Regions from separate parts of the Mus musculus genome. Here regions 1 and 2 are each linked to region 3. The links are chromatin loops, found by intact Hi-C in ENCODE. Cell type or tissue: heart. All regions are shown on one strand.

Region 1 (2,500 bases), 110 kb after region 3:
CAGTTAAGAGCACTGACTCTTCTTCCAGAGGTCCTGAGTTCAATTTCCAGCAACCACATGGTGGTTCACAACCATCTGTAACAGGATCTGATACCCTCTTCTGGTGTGTCTGAAGACTGCTACAGAATACTCATATACATAAAAATAAATCTTAAAAAAAAAAAGAAAAAAGAAAATTAATCCTAATTTTCTTAAAGCTCACTTTAATTTCTGAGAACCTAAGTTAAGCTTTTCAATTATTAAGCCCACTTTCTTATTTTGCCTCAGGCTAATGGGGAGAAACAGCAGTCAAAATAAACTACTAATGTTCCTTTCTGTTAAGGTCACATTCTGATTTCCTTTTCTCTTAAAGAACACAGCTAGGTCTGCTTTATCAACAGTAAACTTGCTAGCTGTTTTTACCGACCACGAATGAAACACAACAGAAAGTCCCGACTCAGCAACCACAGTGACCTGCCTCCAACCTGCAGAGGGCTGTGTTCCTTTCGGTCAATAAACCTGAACGCACAGATCAGCTCCTACGACATTTGGCTTGCATGAAAACTTTAGATTAAAAATTTCTTCAAGGGCTGGTGAGATGGCTCAGCAGGTAAGAGTACCCGACTGCTCTTCCGTAGGTCCGGAGTTCAAATCCCAGCAACCACATGGTGGCTCACAACCATCCGTAATGAGATCTGACTCCCTCTTCTGGTGTGTCTGAAGACAGCTACAGTGTACTTACATAGAATAAATAATAAATAAATCTTTAAAAAAAATTTCTTCAATAATCCAGGTGTGGTGGTATATATCTTTAATCTCAGCACTTAGGAGACAGAGGCAGGTAGATCTCTGAGTTTGAGGCCAGCGTGGTCTAACCTAGTGAGTTCCAGAATAGCCAGGGCTACACAGAGAAATCAAAAACATCATTTCTTCAACACTAATAACCTGGTTGGAAATAAAAATTACATAAGCCATACATAGAACTATTGTGATAAAACATCAAGGGCTGGTGAGATGGCTCAGTGGGTAAGAGCACCCGACTGCTCTTCCGAAGGTCTAGAGGTCAAATCCCAGCAACCACATGGTGGCTCACAACCATCCGTAAGGAGATCTGATGACCTCTTCTGGAGTGTCTGAAGACAGCTACAGTGTACTTACATATAATAAATATTAAAAAAAAAACATCAAAAGACTGAAACTGTCAGTCAATCACCCAAACCACTAATCTGGAAAAAAAAATCACTAAATTAGCTCACAGGATCCTACATACATACATACATACACACACACACACACACACACACACACACACACACACACACACACACACTGCCACCTTGTGGACACCAATAAATGTTACAAACCTACCTGCAGTTAAGTTTTTAGGCAGTAAAAGCTAAGAATCTCTCTTCTCCACTGTGTGTTATTTACTCTGCTTTCTGGTGCACTAAACTGCAGTGAACATACCAAACCACCTTGCTGCGTACTTGAGACTTCCTCCAGTAAAAGTTCTCCTCAGAAGGATAAGTTTGAAGACTGAGGTATGCACAAAACAAATAAATCATGGAATTTTCCACTTAATATTTTGGGCTAGAACTGACCAAAGTAAAAAACATCAGAGGAGGAACTTTAGCTGAGGGCATCTACTTCGTTGGAACTTGGATCCTGTGCTATACAGAAGGTTGCAGTTTAAGAAGAAATTCTCAACTGCAGCTCTGTTCAAGATATAAAAAATGAACTCAATGGAATACCTGGCAGGTGAAACCTCTCAGGCAGACCAAGCCAGCCTCTGCTGTCCTAACGGATGTCCAGTTTTCAACACTCCTGAACAAATATCCGTACAGGCAAGAAATAACAGCTAAGCTGGGCAGAGATGATAGTGAGGGGTTTCTTCATGGGCTTGAAACGACCATTAATGAGAGAGGCACTAAGAGAAAACTCCAAAATTGTACAAGATCAGATTGCTTAACATCACCAAGAAGCAATTTGTGGAGTGATGGACTTTGTTGCAACATGGTTGTGGTGGACAGAAATTTTTGGAATGCTAAATAAACGTTGTCAAAGCTCATAACACCGAGTCACAAAACGAAAATTACTTTATCTGTACCCCAAGATAAAATGGTAAGACAGATTTAACTAGAAACAATGATGTACGTGGGTGCATTTTCTTTGACTTTTATCTGTTTTTCATTTTCTGTAATATGGGCTAGACTGCACTTGTGTTTGTATATCATGCTCCTGATGTAGAACTTTGTACTCAATTTCAAGTTAATGATGCCAAAGAACAGCTCTGGTGAAACAGCACACACATCAGCCGAGGCACCTGGCTGTGCACCCGACCACCCATCTCCCTCCTACTACCCAGCTTCAGACGCCCTAACTTTCTTTTTGGAGACAGGGTTTCTCTGTGTAGCCCTGGCTGTCCTGGAACTCACTCTGTAGACCAGGCTGGCCTCGAACTCAGAAATCCACCTGCCTCTGCCTCCCTAGTGCTGGGATTAAAGGTGTGCACCTTTATATC
Region 2 (2,500 bases), 99 kb after region 3:
GAGAGATGGCTCAGCGGGTAAACAGCACTGACTGCTCTTCCAAAGGTCCTGAGTTCAAATCTCAGCTACCACATGGTGGCTCACAGCCATCTGTAATGGGATCTGACTCCCTTTTCTGGCGTGTCTGAAGACGGCAACAGTATACTTATTTATAATAATAAATAAATCTTTGGGCCTGAGCGAGCGGGGCTGACCAGAGCAAGCAGAGGTCCTAAATTCAATTCCCAATAACCACATGAAGGCTCACAACCATCTGTGCAGCTACAGAGTACTCATATACATAAATAAATCTTTAAAAAAAGAAAAAGAAATGTAGTGCCCTGCAGAAAAGCTCTGAAAACTGTGTCCCCAGACTGTTTCTACTAGGTAATCCTGGACTAGATTGAGCTGCATTGAGAAAACCTGTGTTTGTCTTTTAGCAGCTCGTGGGCCGGTGGTAGGGAAGGTGGCTGTGTACTCATGCAGCTGACTTCATGGAAGGCCAGGTTGGAAGGCGTCTTCGCTTATGTGCACACCATGCCCAGCCCGATGCAGGAAGCCTTACACATGTGATCTGATCCTCTCTCAGAGCAGCTCTGAAACTCTGAGCCACCTCACCATCATCCACCACAGAAGAGGAAGAAGGGTCTAGTGCCGTGGCTTAGTGCTGTGGTTTGGGCATGGTTTGGAGTGTGTCCCTCTAAGTTTGATATGGTAGGTTCTTAATCCCCAGATGTTCATGGAATCTTTAATCTTTATAGGGCTAGCAAGTTGTCAGAGCCTCAGTGGAGTGAAGGCCTTGATGCCAACTTTATAACTAAGTTCTGTCTCTGGAATCCACGGGGTGGAAGGTGAGAACTGACTCCCACAGGTCGTCCTCTGACCCCGACACATGGTGTGGTGCTAAATAAATAAGTGTTAATTAGAGGTTACTCAATGGTTCCGAGCATGTTTTGCTCTTTCAGAGGACCAAGGTCAGTTCCCAGCACCCGTGGCAAGCAGCTCACACCCACCTGTAACTACAGCTCCAGGAACTCTGACTCCCCCTCCACAGAGACATATACACATAGCCTTTAAAAGGAAATAAACCTTAAAAAAAGATGGAAGCTGGGCTGGAGAGGTGGCTCAAAGATTAAGAGCACTGGCTCAATTGCCTGCAGCCACATGGTGGCTCATAACCATCTGTAATGGGATCTGGTGCCCTCTTCTGGCCAGCAGGCATACATGCAGGCAGAATGCTGTATACATAATAAATACATCTTAAAAAGAGAAGAAGAGGTAAAAGCGGGGTGGTGGTGGCGCACGTCTTTAATCCTAGCTCTCGAGAGGCAGAGGCAGGCAGGTCCCTGTGAGTTCAAGGTCATCCTGGACTACAAAGCGAGTTCCAGGACAGCCAGGGCCACACACAGAAACCCTGTCTGGAAAAACCAAAGTGGGAGGAGGGAGAGAGGGAGAAGGGGCCTGGTAGGAAGGGAATGGGGAAGTGTGGCTTCTGGCTTCCTACCTTAAGATATGACCCTTATTCCTAAACATGCTGCAGTCACTGCTGCTGGCCACGAAGTGATGATACAACTAATGGGGAGGAGAAGAGCTTACAGGGACGTGAATGCCATTTGGAACTCCTGTCAGGGCCACAGGAGCTACACAAGAACAGAAGTGCTTCATCCATGGCGGGGGGGTGCAGCTGCAAGCCGCCGTGGTTGTTTTGCATGAGATCTTAGAACCCATCTCAGACTCTGATTTGAAAGTGATGGTGATTCCCCTACAGGCTTTACAGCAGGCAGGGAGAAAACAATCACAGGGGGGTAAGAAGGCTCAGCCTGATTTGTTTGTAACCAGTGCTGGACCAGGACTTCTAGAGTCTGGCCCAGATCATTTTACTTTAGCCATATTTAAGCATAGCACAAGGTTGTCCTGGCTCCTAAGATTACACTTAGGCCATTGTAAAGCACAGGTGGCATTATTTATAAGAATGGGTTTTATGGTCTAAAAGCAATATTCATGATTTAGAGGAAGGGGTCTGGGATAGGTAAAAACATCAATTGTGGGGCATTTGGGCAGAGCCCTTCTCATCAGACAGCGAAGGATCACCAAGTTGTAACCCTGCATCATTCCTGAGCGGATACACACCTCATTTCAGTGGAGAGGTAAGCTGTGTGTTTAACTTCCCTGGTTCGTTCTCTCTCTCTCTCTCTCTCTCTCTCTCTCTCTCTCTCTGTCTGTCTCTCTTTCTCTCTCCACAAGCATGATAGTCAGTGCTAGGGATGCTGGAAGCACCTTCGCATTCAGCTTCTCGGGTACTATGCAGGAGCCTCGGGCCAGCAGCTGTGCTGACTGAGCGCTCCCTCTGGCAGACACTATCTCGGATTACAACGCTATTCCACCACACAAGAAATAGGGAGCTTGTGCCACAGCAGACTGACTGTGTGGAACTGAGGTGCACTGGGACAGGAACCCTGTGCACAGGCTGCTGTGCCAGCAGTGCCAGCTGGCCTTAACAGTCAACTTTGAGACCAGCAAA
Region 3 (2,500 bases):
TCAGAGGACATGTCACAGCACACACGGAGGTCAGAGGACATGTCACAGCACACACACGGATGTCAGAGGACATGTCACAGCACACACGGAGGTCAGAGGACATGTCACAGCACACACACGGAGGTCAGAGGACATGTCACAGCACACACACGGAGGTCAGAGGACATGTCAAGCACACACGGAGGTCAGAGGACATGTCACAGCATACACGGAGGTCAGAGGACATGTCACAGCACACACGGAGGTCAGAGGACATGTCACAGCACACACGGAGGTCAGAGGACATGTCACAGCACACACGGAGGTCAGAGGACATGTCAAGCACACACACGGAGGTCAGAGGACATGTCAAGCACACACGGAGGTCAGAGGACATGTCACAGCACACACGGAGGTCAGAGGACATGTCACAGCACACACACGGAGGTCAGAGGACATGTCACAGCACACACACGGAGGTCAGAGGACATGTCACAGCACACACACGGAGGTCAGAGGACATGTCACAGCATACACGGAGGTCAGAGGACATGTCACAGCACACACGGAGGTCAGAGGACATGTCACAGCACACACACGGAGGTCAGAGGACATGTCACAGCACACACGGAGGTCAGAGGGCATGTCACAGCACACACGGAGGTCAGAGGGCATGTCAAGCACACACATGGAGGTCAGAGGACAACCTTGGAGAATGTTTTCTCACCTTCCACCACAGTAGAAGGCACAGAGGCACAGGCCTATCATCCTAGCACTGGAGAAGCAGAGACAGGAGGACTAGAAATTCACGATCATCCTTGGCTACATACAGAGTTCAAGGCCAGCCAGACATCCATGAAGCCCAGTCTCAAAGAAGAAAAGTGTTCCTGTCCTAAGGACGTTTCTTGTAGAAGAAACTGATCACAGCATGTCAGAGAAAGAAAAAAAAAAAAAAGCACAAAACAAAACATGTAGAAGCAGTACCAAGGAGACAGATCAACTCTGGGACAGGGATTAAGAGAGGGTGAACTGCTGCAGAAACATTCTAAGGAATGGTGGCGTCTATGAGCAGTCTATGTGTTTACATGCATTTTTATCTTATGTGACTGTTGGGCCTGCATGTATTGGCGTGCACTCGCTGTATGTGCACAGGAGCCTGTAGCGACCAGAAGAGGGCGCTGTGGAACCTCATGGAATTAGAGTTAACAAGACAGTTGTGAGCCACCATGCCCATGCTTGGTACCGATCTAGGTACTCTGCAAGAGCCGTTTCTGCCATCCCAGGAGAGGTGGTAAAGGAGGAACAGGTGGATGGGTAGGTAGGTGCCAGGAACATGACAAGACAGGGGTCTGGTCAAACTGTCAGGGGTCAGGGACACAAATAAGAGACTGGGCGCCTAGATCTTGAGAAAGGCTTGCCCCTTAGTTTCAGGGGAAACTTCCCACAAGGTCTGCAGTGTGTTCTAAGGCTCCTGACTTCTCACCCAGCCACGCGTACACCCTACCTCGGCTGGGCCTTGTTTACCGAGTGCGTTCTTGCACCTGAATTCACTGACTCATTCTTGGCTTCCTTGGGAGCCGCTGGAAAGCACGAGCCCCTCCTTGAATCTGGTTGGCTGCTTCGAAGGAGACAAGTCGGAACAGCGTTTCCCTGGCCCAGTGAGGCCAAGGACAACCAAATTAGCAGGAAGCAGAGGCTGTCAGGGACAAGCTGGGTGACACAATTTCAACCACGGAGCCTCTCTGTCCCTTTGTGTGGCTGACTGGACATCACAGGTCAGGACTGCTTTGATTCTCAGTGTTTTGATGGGGATTTTAAAAATAAGGCTGTCTAAACGTGTTGCTTTAAAAAAAATTTTTTTTAAGTTTTTAATTTGATTTATATAAGCATTTCCTTCTTAATAAGGTTTGAATTGTAACCTAAATGAAATAATTGGTATTCTTTACCCCCCCCCCCCCCAGCTGTAGAGTAAACTACTCTCTCTGGTTTTGTAAGTGCAGTACCCTTGGGGAAATAAAACCAAGCAGTGTCATCCATTCCATAAATATTTGTTTTAAGGACCCTGGGACAAAATGAAAAAGAAGGCAAGCGGGGATCCTGCCCTCTTTAGCCCATTCAACATGGCAGGAAAGTAGGTTTTTTTGTTTTGTTTTGTTTTTTAATTAAAGAAATAATTAAACTGTGACTAATGCTAGGAAAAGCAGGAAGTACAGAGGCAGGAAAAGTTTTAGGGAGGAGGGACGTCTACGTCAGACATTCAGGGAGGGCGTGGATGGAGAAGAAGACTGGAAGGATCTGAGGGTCCTTTCCACTGGAGCAGGAGGGAGGACTCCCCTGGCGGCTCCAAGGACATCTACTGTGCTGGGAAGAACTGAACAAGCAGAATAGATCTACGATCCAAAGTGTGTTATGTGAGGGCAGCTAGTTCATAATAAGAACCTTCAAGGGCTTCAGAGCGGGAGGGAGGCACTGCAGATATCAGTAGAGCATACAGTCATAGCCATCGTGGTCATACAAGATG

Evidence for each region. Hi-C counts contacts between places; a loop is a spot of excess contacts. Peaks named below come from ENCODE experiments on the same cell type or tissue, not always from the same donor. Only the 100,000 strongest peaks of a DNase experiment are listed, where the experiment ranks them.
Region 1: it touches region 3 in a loop (16-fold over the local background); 8 of 42 quality-filtered maps call a loop at or near these places.
Region 2: it touches region 3 in a loop (3-fold over the local background); 8 of 42 quality-filtered maps call a loop at or near these places.

The regions. Positions count from the first base shown.
Region 1 is chr7:133,668,079-133,670,578 of GRCm38, reverse strand. All of the region lies in intron 24 of Edrf1 (erythroid differentiation regulatory factor 1), which reads right to left. Among named protein-coding and RNA genes, the nearest start is that of Mmp21, 11 kb to the left of the region's middle. In heart, a CTCF peak has its summit at 1,353 (motif pointing left); no DNase peak of the experiment used is centred here.
Region 2 is chr7:133,682,999-133,685,498 of GRCm38, reverse strand. No RefSeq gene overlaps it. Among named protein-coding and RNA genes, the nearest start is that of Mmp21, 4.2 kb to the right of the region's middle. In heart, a CTCF peak has its summit at 1,177 (motif pointing left); no DNase peak of the experiment used is centred here.
Region 3 is chr7:133,781,922-133,784,421 of GRCm38, reverse strand. The region is part of intron 1 of Fank1 (fibronectin type 3 and ankyrin repeat domains 1); the gene reads right to left. It also overlaps a transcript of Dhx32 not described here. Among named protein-coding and RNA genes, the nearest start is that of Fank1, 6.3 kb to the right of the region's middle. In heart, a CTCF peak has its summit at 1,146 (motif pointing right); DNase peaks (open chromatin) are centred at 1,201 and 1,581; H3K4me3 peaks cover 620 bases; H3K27ac peaks cover 882 bases.